2 separate regions of the Homo sapiens genome follow, and region 2 is linked to region 1. A link is a loop called in an ENCODE intact Hi-C map of the cell type or tissue named here. Cell type or tissue: Caco-2. All regions are shown on one strand. Links, peaks and the distances in the headings refer to the core of each region. The heading gives the core; the rest is flanking DNA.

The links. Peaks named below come from ENCODE experiments on the same cell type or tissue, not always from the same donor. Only the 100,000 strongest peaks of a DNase experiment are listed, where the experiment ranks them.
Region 2: a loop joins it to region 1, with 7 times the contacts of the local background. A loop is called at or near these places in 1 of 110 quality-filtered maps.

What each region holds. Positions count from the first base shown.
Region 1 is chr7:16,842,324-16,853,249 of GRCh38, reverse strand. It overlaps the pseudogene LOC100287613. Among named protein-coding and RNA genes, the nearest start is that of AGR3, 34 kb to the left of the region's middle. In Caco-2, for the core only: no CTCF peak of the experiment used is centred there; DNase peaks (open chromatin) are centred at 5,719 and 6,449.
Region 2 is chr7:16,713,583-16,724,508 of GRCh38, reverse strand. No RefSeq gene overlaps it. Among named protein-coding and RNA genes, the nearest start is that of TSPAN13, 35 kb to the left of the region's middle. In Caco-2, for the core only: no CTCF peak of the experiment used is centred there; a DNase peak (open chromatin) is centred at 5,368.

The DNA.
Region 1 (10,926 bases), core at 1,233-9,232:
GAGGGGACCCAAAGGGGGTTGCCACTCCCTGATCGAATGTCTGGGTTTATATCCTGATCACTGTCCCTCCCCCTGTGCTCTCAGGTGATAGATGATTTGATTATTTCTTTACCTCCTGCTTTTAGCCTAATTGGTATTTTAATGAGCTTTCTTTTTACTACCTGATTGGTCAGATGTGAGCTGAGTTACAAGCCCTGTGATTAAAGGTGGGTGCAGTCACCTTCCCCAGCTAGGTTTAGGAATTCTTAGTCGGCCTAGGAAATCCAGCTAGTCCTATCTCTCACAATGACTGAAAACCCTTAGAGTATATCCTTTATTAAAGAAAGGCAGTTAACATCGATTTTAATTATGTTTTATAGCAAAATCGTAGGCAATCCTTCTTTCCCCAGCCCCGAGTTTCCACTCTGCTGCCCAACAAACCAAAGGGCAAGGTTCTGTCAGTTTTTGGTGGATCAGTGTAGCTGTGATGTTCAAACTGAGAGACTTGGGGGCCAGGAGGGGAGGGACAAGGTAGTATTGTTTTAATATCACGTACACATGCACCCTCATTTAAAAATCCCTGATCTAAATGCCCCAGTGTTCTTACTCTATAATGCTATGCAATGTTACCCATAAAAAAATTTTTAAGAAGACAGGTGATCTTTGGTGGCACTCTTAACTTTCTTTCAGACCTCTTCCCTAGTCATTCCTTGCCCTCTTAACATCACTCACTACTCAACTCCCTCCCCTCCACACTTGCTCTAGGTAAACTCTTACTTTGGGATCTTTTGCTCTCCTCAGTCTCTTTTGCTTTTCCTCAAGCCTCCTGCCCACCACCCCCCACCGCCCCAATATCTTTCAAAACCTTATCTGCCCTTTGTCTAGATTCCCCTTAGAAATCATTCATGATTAAAGTAGCAAATATCTTCTGTAAGGTATTTGCAATTAACAGTATTCCCACCTGTATTTCCATATTTAACAGTGGAAAGCTGAGGAAATCAAAACTTCAGAAGTTCCAGGCCCCAACAGTAAGTGATGAAAGAGAGTATGTGAGGCGTTCAAGTACCTCTATGATACAGTTTGGCTCTGTGTCCCACCCAAATCTCATGTGGAATTGTAATCCCCACTTGTTGAAGGAGGAGCCTTGTAGGAGGTTATTGGATTATGGGGGCTCAGATTTCCCCCATGCTGTTCTCCAGATAGTGAGCTCTCACCAGATCTGATGGTTTAAAAGTGTGTGCCACTTCCCCTTTCACTCACTGTGCCACCATGTGAAAAAAAGGTGCCTGCTTCCCCTTTGCCTTCTGGCATGATTGTCAGTTTCCTGAGGCCTCCCAGTCATGCTTCCTGATAAGCCTGTGGAACTGTGAGTCAATTAAACTTCTTTTCTTCATAAATTACCCAGTCTCAGGTAGTTCTTTATAGCAGTGTGAAAACGGACTAGTACGCTCTAAAATCACTTCTATCTACCAAAACCTGGATATTGTACCATATTGAGGTCATACTCTTCTGATTTTATTACCTGTATGGAACACTTAAGAATCTTACTAATCCTAATGACAGAACTCTGCTAGCAAAAAAAAAAAAAAAAAAAAATCGTAAGAATTTATGATAAAGACCCCAAAAGCAAATACGATAAAATTAAAAATGAGACTTAAAGATCTCTGCAAAACAAAAGAAATTATCAACAGATTTGAAAACAACCTACAGAATGGGAGAAAATATTTGTGCACTATGTGTCCAACAAAGGACTGAGATACACGATCTACAAGGAACTTAAGCAAATCAACAAGAAAAAAACAAAGGGCGGTCGCCGCTGTAACCGCTTCTACCCCGCCATGCAGGGCACGGCGACACACAGGCCCCTGCAGGAGGCAGCTGCCCACATGGGGAGCTGTGCCCACCTGAGCACGGCAGCCGCGCCTTCTGCCACCACAGACCCGACCGCCTAGGTTCCTTCGGGGCTGGGATTTGCTTTAAGATGTGCCCCAGCAGGAGGCTCTGTGGGGAGAGCCGCGGAAGCCGGTGAGGACGCTTGAGTGGAGCCCGTGCCCTCCGCAGCCGCAGACCCCACTCAGGGCGCGAGGCTGAAGCCACTGGGATTTGACGTTGGAGGTGCGCGCCCGCAAGGGTCATCTGAGGACCTTTCCCGCCCCTCAGGGCCAGCCCTGCTGCCACCTCCCCCGAAACCCCCCAGCCCCCCACGCCGCTTCCTCGTTCTCCATATCTAGGGCCTTATTCTCTCTCTGAGCAGACCCGGCAGCCTCCCTCCCATCTCCAGCTGCCTCCCGCCTCATCAGCACCCCGACTCCTCCCTCAGTGGGGGCACCAGGCTGGAGGGGAGGGATCCCCGTTCCCCGACCCCTCAGCGTGCCCCTGGATCCCCCGCAGTGGCCTAGGTGAGTGCGGCCCTTCAGCAGGATCAGCTCCGAAGTCGTCAGGGCCAGCAATGCCTGACTGTGCGCTTAGCCCTGGAAGAAGAAAACACTAACAGAAAGGAGAAGTGCCACAGCTTTTAGCCCAGATAAAGTCCTGCAAAAACTTTAACCCAGGGAAAGTCCTTCCACTAGCATCACACATGTGCAATTCTGTCATCATTTGTGTGCTCCAATAGGACTCTGCGGATTGACAGCCAGGTAGAACTCGGAAGAGGCCTGCACAGACAGGAGGAGCAGCTTTTCCTATTCAATGATCTGTTAGGTGTGGCCAAACTCAAATACAACATAACTGTAAGATACAAAATAAAATTAGATTAACTGGTATATGGACAGCAAGCTGTCTGGATGAAGTGGCAGAAGGCAACACCAATTCCATGAAATCCTTGGCTCTGGGCTGACTCACAGTGAACTTTGTGGCCACTTTCAGTTCTCCAGATCAGAAGGACAAATAGCTCTCTCTCCTTCAGAGATACATCAATCTAGAGAAAGAGAAGGACGACCCAAAGGGCATTTCCCTCAAAATCTCCACCAAGGACATTGAGAATTATGCCTATTCTAAAACTATAACAGTAATGGATTCACATACAGAAAATGAAGATATCAACATATCATTACCAATGCTAAGGATAGCTGGCCCTGAGAGAGGTTACAAGTTATGGGTCAATTCTGGCAAAGAAGAGGCTTCATGCCTACTCACGGGGCATGAAGATCTATATGGAATTAAAATGAGCCACCTTCGAGACACTGCACTGCTAACACCAGAACCAAAGGACTCTACCACCCTTTTCAACCAACAAGCACCCTTCTTCACAGACCAGCTCTTGGCCTGTGGAGGATGTGGCCAGCCCAGACTCAGGGCCTACAGTGACCTGTAGTCCCAGCTACTCAGGAGGCTGAGGAACGAGAATCGCTTGAACCCGGGAGGCGGGGTTTGCTGTGAGCCGAGATCACACCGCTGCATTCCAGCCCGGGCTGCAGAGCAAGACTCTGTCTCAAATAAATAAATAAATAAATAAATAAATATGTATTTTTTTGTACATGCAGAAACTAGAAGCTACTGCTAACTTTTAAAATTCTTTGGTTTTCAAGGCACTGATAATGTATGTGTATGAAGTCCATGCTGCCTGTTAAATAAAATGCCTTTTGCAGAATTAACCATCACACCAGAAAGAAAAAAAAAAAACTCCATTACAAAGTGGGCAAAGGACATGAACAGAACAAACACTTCTCAAAAGAAGACATACAAGCGGCCAGCAAAAATATGAAAAAATATTCAATATCACGAATCATAAGAGAGATGCAAGTCATAACCACAATGAGATACCATCTCACACCAGTCAGAATGGCTATTTTTAAAAAGTCAAAAAATAACAGATGTGGCTGAAGCTTTGGAAAAAAGGGACAGTTTATACACTGTTGGTGGGAACGCAAATGACTTCAGCTACTGTGGAAAGCAGTTTGGAGATTTCTTAAAGAACTAAAAATGGAATTACCTTGTGACCCAGCAAATCCTATTACTGGGTATATACCCATAGGAGAATAAATCTACTACCAAAAAGACATCTGCACTCATATGTTCATCACAGCACTATTCACAATAGCAAAGACATGGAATCAATCCAGGTGCTCATTAACAGTGGATTGAGTAAAGAAAATGTGGTACATACACACCATAGAATACTACACAACCATAAAAAAGAACAAATCATGTCCTTTGTAGCAACATAGATGCAACTAGAGTCTGTCATCCTGAGCAAATTTATACAGAAACAGAAAACCAAATATTGCGTGTTCTCACTTATAAGTGGGAGCTAAATATTGGGTACACATGGATTTAAAGATGGGAACAATAGATGCTGAGGACTCCAAAAGGTAAGAGAGGCAAGGATTGAAAAACTGTCTATGGGGTACTACGTTTGCTACTTGAATGATGGGATCATTAAAAGCCCAAACCTCTGCATCATGCAACGTTACCCATGTAGCAAATCTGCACATGTACCCCCTGAATCTAAAATAATAAAAAATTGCAGACTAAAGCACTATACCTCAAACGAACAGGTTTTGCTTGATTTGCTTTCATACCTAGATTCGGCAAATAACATGTAGAAATTTGTCTAAATCACCCAGGAGTCTTAGACAACCAACTTTCAAAATCTAAAATACGATAACTAGTGGATTTCTTGCCTTCATTTTGTATTAGGGTTTTCCCAAAGAATAAACTCAGAGGCAAGCCCTTCAGGGGAACGCTTGATGTGTTATGGTGAATCTGAAACTTTTGTCCTCTAAAGAGCCTTTTTTTTTTTTTTTTTTTTTAGAGACAAGGTCTCACTGTCACCCAGACTGTAGTGCAGTGGCACAATCACAGTTCACTGCAGCCTCGACCTCTCAGGCTCAAGCCATCCTCCCACCTCAGCCTCCCTAGTAGCTGGGACCACAGGTGCATAGCCCGATGCCTAGACAATTTTTTATATTTTTGTAAAGACAGGGTCTCGCTATGTTGCCCAGGCTGGTCTCAAACTCCTGGGCTCAAGTCATCCTCCCGCCCCTGCCTCCCAAAGTGCTAGGATTACAGGCATGAGCCACCATGCCCAGCCAGGAGGGCTTCTTTTAAAAGCGATAATAGCTACTTCAGAGAACAAGCCCCCACTACAAATTCATTTTCCAGATTCTATAAGCTTCCTGTTGAGTGGCAAGAACAAATATTTCAGGGAGAATTCTAAGGTATAGTATCAGTCGAATGTCTGTCAGTTTAAAATGGGGACTTACGGTCATTTAAAAGATAAACTAGCATGAGGATGGCTTGAGACCGGGGGAGCAGAGGTTGCAGTGAGCCGAGATCACGCCACTGCACTCCAGCCTGGGAGACAAAGTGAGGGTCCATCTCAAAAAATAAATTAAATAAATCAATAAAAAGTAAAAGATAAACTACTATGAGCAGAGTGTCTTTTTTTCTACCCTGCTTTCAGTACTTGCTAGGAGTAAGGTGATGAAGATCCCTTTCTTGCTCAGTTAATGTGACAGCAGTCATGCCTGCTGACATAACCGCGGAATGCCAAATGACCTATTCATTCATTTCATTCCTTGCACTAGAACATCAGAGCAGAGAATCCACAAATGCACCCACATATCCAAAGCTGATGGCATTTTGGCCTCTTTCTGCCCCCATTACTGTGAAAAGATTTCTCCAAGGGAACCTGAAAGTAATCTTTGTGGGTTGCAGCAAACGTACACACCCTTTTGGAATTTTATCAGGCAATCTTAGCACAGGGCAGCTCAAACAAAGCAGGGCCCCACAGCGTCAGTGGCCTTCACTTAAGCACTAGAGGAACACAATACCAGCCTGTAACCGTCTCCTTACAGGTGGGTGTTGGCTCATTTTAAGCAGATGGTGGATTTATGATTCTAATGTGCCGTATATTGCTCAATGGACAAATATTTGCACTGGACCAGAATAAATAAAAAAAAATTCTTCAGCTTAGCTTCCAAAGAATATCAGAAGTTTTAGGACACCTCAGCATTTGAACATTATAGGAAGTGAGTGAATAAGCCGCGACTCCTATCTTTCCTTTTTCTTCTGCTTCAAACCTGCCCTGAAAAATGAAAGAAAATGTTTGGAAGGCACAAGCATAGTGAGTTATATTCAGGAACTGCTATGTTTCTCCCATTGAGAGAACTCTTAAAAATGTACAGTATAAGCATATTTTAGCTCTAACAAAAAGATTCAAGTTAAATTTCCAACTGGAACCAGAAAATGGAGCCTATCTACTTTCCTTCCTCTAGTAATTTCTGTTGTTTCTTTCCATAGTATGACAGGGGTCATTTTTTTCCCCCAGGTGTGAATGTACTCATGAAGAAATCTGAGTAATGCTCAACAGGTTTAACAAAACATTAGTTTCACATTACACCTTTAGGGCAAGGGTATCTGCTCTGTCTCTTCTTTATGGGCTTTTTCTTTTTGTTTTTCATATACTTGTCGAAGAGCTGGATATTTTTATTTGATCTTGTTTCCCTGCAGAACTTGAAAGGGCTGCACCACTGCCGAGCTATGGGACAGATGGATTTCAACAGAGTGATGACATTATGGGAAGCACATTAACCTTCTCCAAAGCAGCAACAAAAGAAAAGCAAGATTCAATCACTGGAATGAAAAACTATTTCACAAATTCAGTGAATGTTTTAAGTCCTCTAAAATTTGGCATTTTGACTTTTGGAATTAATGAGTAGGAAAATTTATTTAAAATGAATATTCCCCCAAAAAGAGAAGCCATTTGAACCCTAAACTCTCTCATCCAACAGAGCTAGCAAATTAGATTTAAGAAGAAAGATAATTTGATTCCTCTGAGTTTCTCTACAAGGAAACATCAATCAGAGTGAAAGAAGAATACACACTTTCCAAGGAACTTCTTGCATTTCCCTCCAGGAGGAAAGTCCAGAGAAATAATTGGGTCTTTTAATCCTCCGAGAATGGTCTCCAATGGCTGGCACTAGGACCAAAAATCTCAGCAACCACGGGGAGATGGCAGTGTGGTAAGACATGGGGGAAGGTGGAATAAAAGAGAAACAAAAGAGATGGGTATCTGCAAGAGATGTGGGAAAAATATTAGGGACAAACAGACACACACGTGTATACACACACATTCATTGTTCCCCTCTCCCCTCTCTCTTCTACAAATTTGAGAGAATTAAAGGAGAAAAGGAAAGACACTTAAGAGAAATGAGGCTATGAACTATGGCATAGATCTCCATTAATGTTCTTTGAGAACTGCAAGTAAATATGGGAATATTTTCAATTCTTTTTATTGGATAGAGCCTTATAGTGCCTGAGAGTTAGTTGAATTAGAATCATTACTTTGGTAAAATGTTCTGCTTACTTTATTTATTTATTTATTTATTTATTTATTTATTTATTTTTCTCTGAAATATATGGACATATAAATGACATTCTGCTTAATTATGATTCATCATTCATGAAATATTATCTTCAAAGCATAGATATTAGAACATATCTGTCTTAAATATAAAACATGATTAAATTATTCTTTGATTATATACATATCTTTCACTCCCTACTCAAACTCTCATCAGGATTCCACAGTGTTAATACCCCTCTTGAAACAATTCCTCTTTTTGTTACTGTAACTCTCCATCCTCCATTTCCCAACTGCCTTTCTGGCCAATTTTCCCTAATCTCGTCCCAAGCTCTTCTAGTCAACCTCCAAACTTTGAAGTGCATGAGCTCTATCCCAGGCTCTCCTTAACTCTTTATCTACAATCTCTCCATGGATTACTTCATCTCATTTCATTTATTTAAAACCCAATTACATGTTGATGTCTCGCAAACCATATCTTCAGCCTTGATTTCTCCACTGAGTCACACACTCATATATAAAACTATATAATTGGCATATCCTCATCAAAGAAAAACAGTTCTTTTACACTTTAACATATCGGGAACTGAAATCCTTGTTTTCCACCCATGCCCAAACCAGCTACTCCCATTTCAGTAAATGGCATCATCTTAATTTTTTAAACCAAAACCTTCCTACAGTTTTGGGGAGGTCATCCATGATTATTTGTATTCCTCGTTTCCTAAAAACAACCCTTTAACAAGTCCTGTTGGTGCTAGTGCCAAAATATATTTTTTTCTATATGTGTTTTTCTCTATTTGCAATGTCACTAGCCTAGGTTTAATCACTACTCCCTTACATACATTACTACAATGACATCTTACCCTTTCTCCATGCTCTGGTTTTTCCCTTTGTGAGTCAATAGATACCTTTATTATTTAAACTAGAATAAACTTTTTAAAAATGGCACAAGGGCAATGCCATTCCCTGGCATAAAACCATTACTTTTCAATGGACTGTGACTCTACAGGCCAAAACAAGGAAATCCAAATCAAGTTGGCTTAAACAATGAAGGACATTTATTAACTTATATTTTAAAAATCCAGAGCTCAAAATTGTCATCAAAGTCCCGTTTTCTACTTTCTTCTACCATCCACAATGTTGAATTTCTCCCAATGACAGCTCATAAGATGTCTACAAAATGCAATCAGGACAACAAGTTGTTTTCATGTCCAAAAGGAAGGAGAAAGGGTCCTCTAGTTTTCCCTGGAAACAATGTCTTGACCATGGAGTTGAAATACGCTGATAGGCCCAAGCCAACCAGGACCCAATCATGGAAATGGAGAGCAGTCAGCTTCCTCTTGAAGTACATGACCAATGCATAAAGGAAGGTAAAACTCAAAAAGTAGGGAACATCAAATAGAGGAAAACGGAGGTTAAGGAGGCAACTAACAATATCAATGATTCCTAGCAGGTCAAATGCTTATGATCCATTTCTGTTTCCCTGCTCTTCTCTCCATCAGTTGAGTATCAATCTCTCTCTTGCTTACTTGGGATGTCAGGGACACCGGCTGCTTACTTTGTTCTATCACGCTGAGAATCTCTTTCCTACCTCAGATTATTTGCACTTGCTGCTCCTGCCTGAAACACTTTTTCCCAGGCAGCTCTTCAAACGACTAGTTCCTTTTGTTCTCTCATCTAAACTCAGAACACTGCCTCTTTGGCTTTAGTAAACCCTGGCAGTTGTACACACCAACCATCTAACCAGGTAGTCTTAGAAAGCACTACATCTCTTTGGGATTGTATCGCATGCAATATAATTACTTAAAAAGTCATTCTACCTTTAATTACTACAATTTATACATTACGAACTGAAATAGATGCTTCATTTAATCTAAAAACAGTTACTTGCTGTTTTTCCCTTCGAAACAAAAGGAAATTCTCAGAGGAGTATAGAACCAATCTCTTGAAACCTTTCTTCCTCAGCGGACCAGAAAGTCAGTTGTAAGAGCAACAGCCTGACTAAAAGAAAGAATGTAAACCAAAAGATGTGGAGCTATTGAGTCAGGGATTATGGCTACAATGGCCCCAGTAGATCAACCATTTACTACCTGGTTGGTCACTACAATGCTTTCCTTTTATAAGCACTACCTAAAAGAATCCCAACTCTTATTACAATGTGATCATTCTTTTAATGAATATCAGGACCTTGAACTGGCCCGATCCAGCACATGAAAATCACTAAACACATGAAAATCACTAAGTTAAACCTGTAGGAACATGACTGAACTCTGAAAATTGGATACGGTGGATGAAAACAAGAATCAGCAATGTTTAGCACTTTCACCACTACCAATGATGAAAAAAACTGTAAGTTGATACGAAAGCTTGCAAGGTACTCTGATATTTTGGAAAAAGCTAAATATAAGATAATCAATTTAGGAAAAAATATTACAAGAAAAATGTCAGAATAAAATGAGGTACCAGAGAACTTTGATGCAGGAGCTGCCTTTATGTACGGAAGAATAGACTAATTGGCAACACCAGCAGTTCCCCAAGTAAATTGGGCTGGGTTTGGGCTGTATCCCTGTGAAACCTAATTCTAGCAGTGACTTTGTTAAATATTGATTCCCAAGTGTCTGTATGTGAAGACAATTACCCGAGGGAAATGGGCTTTCATACATATACTTTCGAGGTAACAATGGATGCTAACACTGGCCTTATTTTAGAGCCTGCTAGATCTCTGACACTCTTTCACTATTCAGTTTAACATTGCAGCAATGACTTAGGAGGGTTCTTGAATTATTTGTCCTGTCCTTATCTATGCATGCCATTGTTGCAACAATAGTATATGTCAGATAGGTTAAAAATGTATAATATATGCATTTTACCAAAATAAGACAGCATCTATTGTAAGAAGGATCATTATTTTATATATAACACCAAAAATGACTTAAATTCGATGATGAAACATGACCAATTGTAAAAGGCATTCTCATTTCAGAGTTGGCAAAATGTTGAAAAAAATGTGCATCTGAGGATAGAAGAAATATAATTGTAAAAGACAGAACTGAAAGCTAATCTTGATTTCTAAGCTTAGATTTACTAATTCACAGTTTCCTGGATCCCAGAAACTGTGGATTAAGTTACTAAACTGTTAAGCTACTAAAAAAAAGGGATACAACTGTAACTCTAACACTTTGGGAGGCCACAGGGGTGGATCACTTGAACCAAGGTGTTGGAGACCAGGCAGGGCAACATGGCAGAACCCCGTGTCTACAGAATGTTTCTTTTAAAAAACAGCTGGGCATGGTGCCACATACCTGTAGTCCCAGCTACTTGGGAGGCTGAGGTGGAAGGCTCACTTGAGCCCGGGGCGGGTGGAGGTTGCAATGACCTGAGATCGTGCCACTGCACTCCAGCCTGGGTGACAGAGTGAGACCCTATCTCAAAATAAATAAATAAATAAAGTTTTTAGTATATTTGGAATTTAACATTTTCAATCTATACACCTAAAAAGTAAACTGAACTCTCCCTGCCTGGAATTTTAATATTATTTTCACTTACCTCTATACCTTACAATGTTCAAGTGAGGGTTTTGGAGCCAAAGCTTAATAGATATTTGACATTGACAAGTTATACAAATTCTTCATGACTCAGTT
Region 2 (10,926 bases), core at 1,936-9,935, 130 kb after region 1:
ATTCCATCCCCCTTCATTCTCTAGGCCAAATTCAGTGCTTGCTCTCTCGTTCCAGCCTCATTTATGTTCTGAGGCAGTAAATGGAGGGCTGTTCTGCTGTGTGTGTCCTCCAGCACTTTCTGCTACAATCCTGCTGAAAGATGGGCTGTGGGAGTTCAAATTTTAAAAAAGACAAGGCACAAAGTTAAATTGAGTTCATTTTGGGTATTGCAATCCTAGGAACTAGCACCACCTCTAACCATGCCAGTCATGTTGCAAAACTGAGATCTTCAACACTGTTTTTCATTTTTTAATTTTGTTTTCAGTGTTTAGGGGAAGAAAAGAAGAATGCATCCAAAAGAAACACTACTAGACCATAATCCTTAATTGATTATTGAACAATTCAAATTTATTACCTGAGTTTTTTGTTTTGTTTTGTTTTGTTTTGTTTTGAGACAGCATCTTGCTTTGTTGCCCAGGCTGGAGTGCAATGGTACAATCACAGCTTACTGCAGCATTGAACTCCCAGGCTCAAGCGATCCTTCCACCCCAGCCTCCCAAGTATCTGTGACTACAGGTATATACCACCCTGCCCGGTTATTTTTTTTTTTTTTTTTTTGAGACGGAGTCTCACTCTGTCACCCAGGCTGGAGTGCAGTGGCACAATCTCGGCTCACTGCAGTCTCCTGCCTCAGCCTCCAGAGCAGCTGGGATTACAAATACAAGCCACCACACCCAGCCAATTTTTTATATTTTTGGTAGAGATGGGGTTTCACCATATTGGCCAGGCTGGTCTCAAACTCCCGACCTCAAGTGATCTGCCCGCCTGGGCCTCCCAAAGTGCTGGGATTACAGGCATGAGCCACCACACCAGGTCCTGGTTATTTTTTTTATTTTTTATACAGACAGGGTCTCACTATGTTGCCCAGGCTGGTCTTGAATTCCTGGGCTCAAGTGATCCACTTGCCTCAGCCTCCCAAAGTGTGGAATTACAGGTGAACCACTGCGCCCCGCCTATTACCTGAGTTTTTAAAAACAAAAATATAATTTGAGTTATCTACTTCATATTTCTTAGAACACGGGCCTTTGCTTTTTTAAATCTTTTCCCCTCAAACAGTATTATGCAGTGTTCTTAGGCTAACTGCTGAGTTGCGAACAGGAGAAAGGGGCCATTGGAGCAGGCACTTCATTATGTCAGCACCAATCGACATACAATTCCTTTTTGTATCTCTCTTACTCTTCACACCGCATTTTCCCCTTTCTTCTTCATTTTTCCATTGTGAGAACATGTCAGAAGGAAGAACAGCCCTCAGGACAAAAATGAGATTCAATTAAGAGACTCTGATATTCAAAATGGCACATACATTTCATCTGGGAGGCAGGCTGTTGGCTATAACTAACTTTCATGAGTTACTTTTGGGAAGCCGACACTAGCTGGGTGCTATTTGTTTTTTTCCTGAGTGCACACATTTTTAGCATATTTTGCAGTCCAATTTTCAAAGGCATCTACTGTATTGCTTCAGTTACAAATCTTTCACTGTTAGAATCATTCTTTACTTTCAGAATGATTTTAAGAACTAGAATATTTTCCCTATATCTAACATAATGCACGAATCATAACAGATTCTGGGGAGTTAATTTGTTTGCTTCCAACTTTGTTGGCCATTGTATATAGAAAATAACTTTTTTTTAATACAAGGGGGGAAATATCAGTGGCTTTTTTGAATTTCATTGATTGTTAAAAAATTGTGATTTGTGGAATTAGAAAATCTTTCAATCTCTCTGGTTTTTTTTCTTTTCTTTTTCTTTTTTTTTTTTTGAGATAGGGTCTCTTTCTTCACCCAGGTTGGAGTGCAGTAGCACAATCATAGCTCATTGTAACCTCAAACTCCTGGACTCAAGTGATCCTCCTGCCTCAGCCTCCTAAGTAGCTAGAACTACAGGCACACACCCCCACATCCAGCTAATTTTTTTATTTTTGTAGAAACAAGTCTCACTATGTTGCCCAGGCTGGTCTCAAACTCCTGCATTCAAGCAATCCTCCCTCCTTGGCCTCCCAAAGTGCTGGGATTACAGGCATGAGCCACCATGCCCGGTCTAATCTTACTCTTATAATCGTTTTTTAGGGTGTCTTGAGAGTGTTGATTCAAAGAGGTCAGAAGGCAGTTCTGGATCATCTCTAAGTCTCAGGTCTTATTTATGGAACTGTGGAATAGTTCTTAGAAAGACTCAGAGAAATACTAGAGGTCATCGTGTCTAACCTCTACATTGCAAGAGAAGGAACTCAAGACAAGAGGAGATAAGAATGAACAACAGAGAAGCTGTGATCTTTTGACTCCCAACCTGATGGACTTGTCTCAAAATTATGCTACTTCAGACTTTGAGCATCAACAAACATGGTTCCCCGCAAACTATTATAAGAATAAAGAGGTTGTAATATCTATTTTAGAGATTTTTCTGGACGGTTTAGGGAAACATAATTTTGATCTGAAGAAAACTTGAATTCATAATATTTTCAGCACTTAAATATAATCTTGTTATCCCCATGTAATGGTGTATAAGTCTGTTCTCACAATGCTATGAAGAAATACCCACAACTGGGTAATTTACAAAGGGAAGAGGCTTAATTGACTCACAGTTCAGCGTTGCTGAGGAGGCCTCAGGAAACTTAGAATCGTGGCAGAAGGCAAAGGAGAAGCAGGCACCTTCCTTACAGGGAGGCAGGATGGAGTGAGTGCAAGCAGGGGAAATGCCAGATGCTTATAAAACTCTCAGATCTTGTGAGACTCACTCATTATCATGAGAACAGCAAGGGGGAAACCGCCCCCGTGATCCAATCACCTCCCACCTGGTCCCACCCTTGACATGTGGAAATTATTACAATTCAAGGAGAGATTTAAGTGGGGACACAGAGTCAAACCATATCAAATGGAATAACCACATAATGGTTAAGAACATGGCTTCTGAAATAAGATTGCATTGGATCCATTTTTATTATCTGTACAACTTGGGTGTGTTCGTTAACTTTTTTATCTTTGTAATATGTGAAAATATAATCAATCACATTGATCTCAAAAAAATTATTTGTGAAGATCAAATAAATAAGGCATACACCATGTTGAACATCATTGCTAGAAATAAAGTCACTCAAATATAAACTATTAATTTTATTGTTGTTAATAAATATAGAAAGACATTAATTTTGCCATCAAGTAAGAATAGCTCTTTAGAGAGATATGTCAGAGAAAATAAGTTTTCTTTTCTTTGTTGCTGTTCATCTACTCTCACCCCTGATGAAATGAATTAAAAAGGAAGCTAATCTGAACTGAAAGTAAACTACAGAATTAATAGACCAATAGTTACCAATTTTTTGAAAGGACAATCACTAAAGATACTCACATAGATAGACACACACAACATAATAAGGATCAGTGTTCTCATGCATTAAAATATACTATTCCTAGTCTCCAAGTCTCATTGGCCATAATTAAGATCTGTATGCAACAAAATGTGGAACTTATTTTATTTTTTTAAAACTAGTCAAGTGAGGTGGTGCACGGTGGCTCACACCTGTAATGCCAACACTTTGGGAGGCTGAGGTGCGTGGATCCCTTGAGGTCAGGAGTTCAACACCAGCCCGGCCAACATGGCAAAACCACATCTCTAAAAATACAAAAATTAGCCAGGCATGGTGGTGCACGTCTGTAATTCTAGCTCCTCAGGAGGCCGAGGCAGGAGAATCCCTTCAACCCAGGAGGCGGAGGTTGCAATGAGCCGAGATCACGCCACTGCACTCCAGCCTGGGCAACAGAGAGAGACCACGTCTCAAAAAAAGAAAAAAAAGAGACAGACTCTGATATTCAAAATGGCACATACATTTCACGTGGGAAGCGGGCTGTTGGCTATAACTAACTTCCATGAATTACTTTTGGCAAGCCGGCAAGCCCTCACTACCTGGATGCTAGTGGCTCTGTCTCAAAAAAAAAAAAAAGGAAAAAAGAATTTTTTTTTTAAAAGACTAGTCAAGTGCAGTAGTGAGAAAGGGAAAAAAATATACGGAATTTAAAAAGAGAAAAATGGAAATCTTGTCATTGCTGAGCTTTTCCTACCTACCTCTTCTCATTGTCCTTTTACTGAGCACTAGAATTTAACCTTAAATGAAAACGATCTGTGAGTATACATTTGATTCTAATGTAGAGAAATGTGAAAAATCCATTTCTTTTGCCAAATTTAATTATGCACTAAAAGAAATATTTTAGTAGTATTTTTATGAGATCGTTAGAAATTTGAAATTTTCATAAGAAATAAATTAATTAATTAATAAGAATTTTTAAAAAACAAAAAAGCATTTTAGTAATCTGCCCTGATTTCTTTCTAAGGATATTGTTTGTTTAAATTTTTACTAAAAGTCGAATAGGAGGAGGGGATCGTAAAACTCCCTCTGTCTATACTAAGCCGTGTGTCTGTCCACATTTTACTTATACCTCATCCTTATTTCCAGGGAAGAGAAGCTGCTGATCTCACCATTGTATTTAAAGCCATGGATGAGGAAATAGTTGCTCATGAGGTAGAAACACTGTATGTGTCAGAAAGTGAATATCTCAGTATTGAACCTCTTCCTGCCTCCATGCTGTAAGGACAGATAGCAGGGCCTGCCCTCTGGCCAGCAATTTCTCTTCTTCTTTTTCCATGTGGCTTGTCAGGTAAATAGTATCAGGGTCTCTCTGGGAGCCTGCTAATCTCTTTCTGTCTAAAGATACCTCTAAATATGCTACAACCAAGATATAGACAGATGTGGGGAGGTAAAGGGAAGGAGTAGGCTCAGAGTATCCTCTTGATTTTACCCACACCCCGAAAAAGATATTGCAATATATAGGACATGGTGATATTATTTCTATTTACTCTTGATTCTTGTGTGTATAGTTCTCTTGGGACCCTCATAGGGAGTGAGAGTGGGGAGGAGCAGCAGAGTAATTTATCAGGGGAGGATTTCAGCAGTATTGGGACTTTTGCCATAACAAACAAATCTTATTTTACTTCCTACTAGGCTATACATTCTCCATTTCCAGTAGGTTTGTAACTCAGTTTTTTTTGGTTATTCTATGATTAGTCCTATTTAGTACTTAATGTTCTTAAATATGTAAATATGTGATGGTTTGCTTTGTGTGTCAACTTGGCTAAGGTGTTTCGTAGATGTGGTTAAGATCTACAATAAGGTGACTTTAAGTAAAGGAGATTATCCTCATAATCTGGGTAGGACTTATCCAATCAGTTGAAAGGTTTTAAGAACAAAAATTAGGTTTTTCTGGTTTCCCAAGTCTTCACAGGAAGAAATTCCACCTGTGAACTGCAATCTTAGCTCTTGCCCAAGATTTCTAGCCTGCGTTTTCTGTGGACTTTAAACTTGCCTAGTCACCCCTACAACACATAAACCAATTCTTTGCAATAAATCTCTCTCTCTCTCATACACAGACACAGACACTTATATACATGTACGTGCATCTGCAAATCTGTGTGTGTGTGTGTGTGTGTGTGTGTGTGTGTGTGTGTGTATCCTGCATTCTACTGGTTCTGTTTCTCTGGTAGAATACTAATATAGATTTTAGTATCCTTATATATAGATATTACACTACAGTAAATAATTGAGACATTGAGTAAGCTCTGGAAAGTAATGAAACCCATAATCTGTTTCTAAAATGGTTTATTACCATTATCTCTAAGTGCTTTGAACAAGTTGCTAATGGAGGTGATTCAAAAACTGTCAGGGAATATGGCAAGATTTGTAATTTTGTGTTTTTCCAATCAACTAGAGCATAAAAAGGTATAGTATGGTTTGAAGGTGCTACAAGCCCACAAAACAATCAGAGCCCTGACAGCTGCCGTGCCTCTGACCCCCTGCTCAGATGGTGTGATACTGATGCTCATTCACTGTGTGATATTAATTTTGTGATGTGATAAGCTATGACCTAAAGAAAGTATTCCTTTCCCACATCAACATAAATTCCCAGTTCCTAAGTTTTAATCAAGATTTTTATCCTATAGGACCTAATCAGTACGTAGGTACATAGACATAGATAGACAGATAGATAGATAGATAGATAGATAGATAGATAGATAGATAGATAGATAGACAGATAGATAGAAAGATACATACATACATACATACGTACATACATACATAGTATAGAGAGATAGCTTTTAGCCTGGGGGTAGTTCTAGAACAATGATTTGAAAGCTGCTTGACTTCTCATCAGGAAAAAATGGAGCCATAAGACAGTGGAACAAGATCTTTAAAGTGCTGAAAGATAAAAACTGCAAACCCAGAAGAACACTGTGTCCAATAAAAATATTCTTTAAAAATTAAAGCAAAATAAAGATATTTTCATATAAAAGTAAACAAGATCATTTTTCAGCAGATTTACACTACTAGAAATTCTAAAAGTAGGGTTTTGTTTTTGTTTTATAATTAATTTGTACAATCATTATATGTATATGTAAAAAAAGAAATGATACCAGATGGAAACTCAGATCTTTAGAAAGAGGAACACTAGATACAGTAAATAAATGGATAAATATAAACATATTTTTCTTTTTCTATTTTGTTTTTAAATTTATTTTTAGTTTTTCTAAGTTTCAGGGTCCATTGCAGGATGTGCAGGTTCTAACACGGGTAAACGTGTGTGCCATGGTGGTTTGCTGCACAGATCAACCCATCATCTAGGTCTTAAGCCCAGCATTTATTAGCTATTTTTCCTGATCCAATCCCTCCCCCCACCCCAACAAGCCCCAGTGAAAAACACATTTTTCTTAATTAAAAATGAATAGAACTGTTTAAAACAAAAATTTATAACATTGTATTTTGGAGTCCATAATGTTTACAGATGTAATATATATGACAACTATTATATAAATGATTGAGGAGAGGGTAAATAGACCTGTACAATTACAAGGTATATTTTATGCAACAGGTTACAATAGTAACTCTCACTAGACTGAAAATTGAAGATTGTACAGTGAAATCCCTAGGGCAACCACTACAAAGATAACATAAAGAGGTGTAGCTAAAAGGCAATAGATAAATTAAAATGGAATTCTAAAAAATATTCAATTAATCCAAAAAGAAGGCAGGGAAAGAGGAACAGAGGAGTACAACCAGAAGGAACAAGCAGGAGAAAACTAAAATTATAGACTTAAAGCAACCATATTAATAATGAGCCAAACATACCATTTAGAAGGCTGAAATTATCATAATAATTTTTTTTTAAAGCAAGACTTGGCCCAGTGCAGTGGATCACGCCTGTAATCTCAGCACGTTGGGAAGCTAAGGCAGGATTGCTTGAGTCCAGGAGTTTGAGACCAACCTGGGTAACTAGGGAGACCCTGTCTCTACAAAAAATATACAAATTAGCCAGGCATGGTGAGATGCGCCTGTAGTCCCAGCTACTTGGAGGACTGAGGTGGAAAGATCACTTAAGCCCAGAAGGTCCAGGCTGTAGCTAGTCATGATCACATCACTGCACTCCAGCGTGGGCAACAGAGTGAGACTCTGCCTCAAAAAAAAAAAAAAAAAAAAAAAAAAGAATGCAAGACTTAGTAATGTGCTCTGTGCAGAAGAGTCATACTTTAAATGTAATGACACAGATAGGTTGAATGGAAATGAATGAAAAAGATATGTCATGCAAACAATATGCCTGAAAGGGTGGAGTGGCCATCCCAATGTCAGATAAAGTAGACAAGAGGCCAGGCACGGTGGCTCACGCCTGTAATCCCAGCACTTTGGGAGGACGAGGCGGGAGGATCGCCTGAGGTCAGGAGTTCGAGACCAGCCTGACCAACATGGCAAAACCCCTTCTCTACTAAAAATAGAAAATTAGCTTGGCGTGGTGGTGCACACCTGTAATCCCAGCTACTCAGGAGGCTGAGGCAGGAGAATTGCTTGAACCTGGGAAGCAGAGGTTGCAGTGAGCCGAGTTTATGTCACTGCACTCCAGCCTGGGCGACAGAGCAAGACTCCATTTCAAAAAAAAAAGAAAGTTAAACTGAAGACTGTTAAAGTTGTTTATAAAAATCAGATATCTGTGGATTAAAAAGTAGACAAGACAAAGATTATTACCAGGTAAAGCGGGACATTTCGTTGGACAACTCATGAGAAAGACATAACAATCATAAATCCGTATGCATCTAATAACAGAGCTTCCAGATATATAAAGCAAAATTGGCCAAATTAAACAGAGAAATGTACAGTTTACAGTCATAATCTGAGATTTTAATACCCCTTTCTCAGTAACTGATACAATTACCAGGCAAACAAAAACAAAACAAAAACATTAAAGATGCAGAACTTCTGAACAACACTATCAACCACCAAGACCTCATCCATATTTGTAGAACACTCCACCCAACAACTGTAGAATACACATTGTTTTCAAGTGCAAATGGCATATTCACCAAGATAGACCATATGCTGGGCTATAAAACAAGTCTCAATAAATTTAAAAGCTTTGGAATCTTACCATTTATGTTCTCTTACCACAATGAAATTAAACTAGAAAGTAATTAAAACCACATATTTTAAAACTCAAATATATGAAAATTATACAATGCACTCGTAAATAATTCATTGGCCATTGTCATTGCTCAAAATATTTCAAAGCCATTTAGCAGGTACAAGTTATGACGTGAAACAGGTTGTGATTTGAACAAAACGCTAGAGGCCAAAGTGAACAGTTTTTCTAAAATCCATGAAAAAACTTTAAGGTTGGTCCAAAGCAAGATACATGATCAAATATCTCATCTGCTATTTTATCCTCAGCATCAGAATTTTAAAATCCTTTGTTGCAAGCTAGTTAGCCTGGTACTCTCCTATCTAGGCTGCTAGAAGCATATACACAGAAAATTCATCTTTCCCTACTCTGTAGCACCTGTGTTACTCTCTATTCTCTGAAAGTTTTAGATATGTTGTAAATAGTCATCTCTTAGATTTCCTTGTATTTAGAAAAGTTGTTTTTTGGTACTACAACAAAAATTGTTGTTTGGTTGTAATTGTTGGTGAGCACACTGGAAAAAAGAAAAAAAAAACAAATACATTTTCACTTTATTGCTCACTAAGATAAAAAAATCAAGAAAGACCAGTTTTAGGACTATACTTTTCACTGTGTTCCCACACACTTGGGAATGAGTTCAGATTAGCTGTCATACGGCTATAGGGCACTAACATCTTCTATCCTCTTACATCAGGTAAAACCCACTGAAGGATGCCAGGACATCTTTCTCCAGAGATATTTGCCAGTTTTAATCAGCTTTCAGGAAAAATGAAATCTACCATCTCACTAATCCCTTATCCTGTGCCAAAGCCTGGTCCTGCCTCAGTTCTTGTCTGCTTGCCCTTATGTCCCCTTGGGAATGTGTTCCAAGATGTTTTGACACCTGAAGTTTGGGTTAGGTCAGTGTTCCTAAGCCCAAGCTTGCATCCAAATCACCAGGAGGGCTTGTCAAAATAGATTGCTCAGTCCACCCCCAGAGTTTCTGATTTTGCATGTCTTGGGGGGATCCTGACAGTCTTCATGTCCAGCTAGCCCCCAGGGAATATCAATGCTGCCAGTCTGGAGACTACACTCAGAAAACCATGAGGATTTCCTGCTAAAAAGAAAAGATAATGCTACGAAAAGGTCTAAGATTCCTCAAAGGATTTAGTTGGTTGTAAAACATCAAGGACTGCTTCTTCCCTGGGGACTAAAAAATAATAATAATAAAAAAATCAAGACTATTTGAATTGAGACATTTCCCACTCTCCTGTGCCTCTTAAAATACTTTAAAAGTGTTTTATTTTATTTCATTTTATTTTTTTATTTTGAGACAGAGTCTGGCTCTATCACCCAGAGTGGAGTACAATGGCTCTATCTTGGCTCACTGCAACTTCTGCCTTCCGGGTTCAGGCTATTCTCCTGCCTCAGCCTCCCAAGTAGCTGGGACCACAGGTGTGAGCCACCACACTGGCTAATTTTTGTATTTTTAGTAGAGACGGGGTTTCACCATGTTGGCCAGGCTGGTCTCAAACTCCTGATCTCAGGGGATCCACCCACCTCGGCTTCCCAAAGTGCTGGGATTATAGGCGTGAGCCACTGTGCCCAGCTGAAAAGTATTTTTAAAAATACAAAATAAAAATACTTGAAAATACTTAAAAAGTAAAAAAAAACTTTAGGATTTTATGGGAAAAAACCCTCAGAAGCAGAAAGTCAAATATCACATGTTTTCACTTTCACAAGTGAGAGCTAAACAATGGGCACACAGGGACATAGAGTAGAAGAATAGACACTGGAGACTACGAAAGGCAGGGGTGGGACTGAGGGGTGAGAAATTGCCTGTCGGGTACAATGTATGCTATTTGGGTAGTGAGTACACTAAAAGCCCAGACTTCACCACTGTACAATCTATGCACCTAAGAAATCTGCACTTGTACTCCCTAAATATATAAAAATTTGTAACAACTTTTAAAAAAGAATAATTGGCATTGTTACAGAGCCTGGTTAGACAATCCTCACAGTAAAGTTCTTTTTGCTTCCTTTGAAAACAAATAATAAGAGAAAGTGTCAGGAGTATTTTATAAATAAATTATGGGCCCACAGTGTATTGGCTCTGTTCCAGGGAATGACACAATCAATAATGATGTGTCGTTGTTTAGTGCATTAATCCAAATTCTCATGAAGTAGCAGTCAGGCTGTGGCTCCAATGCTGAACTTGTTAAAGAAGGTATAGGAAAAATTTAGGATGAATTTTTGATCAACTCTTTAAAAAGGATTTCTTTTTTTTTTTTTTTTTTTTTTTTTTTTGAGGCGGAGTCTTACTCTGTCACCCAGGCTGGAGTGCAGTGGCGCAATCTCGGCTCACTGCAAGCTCTGCCTCCCAGGTTCACACTATTCTCCTGCCTCAGCCTGTCGAGTAGCTGGG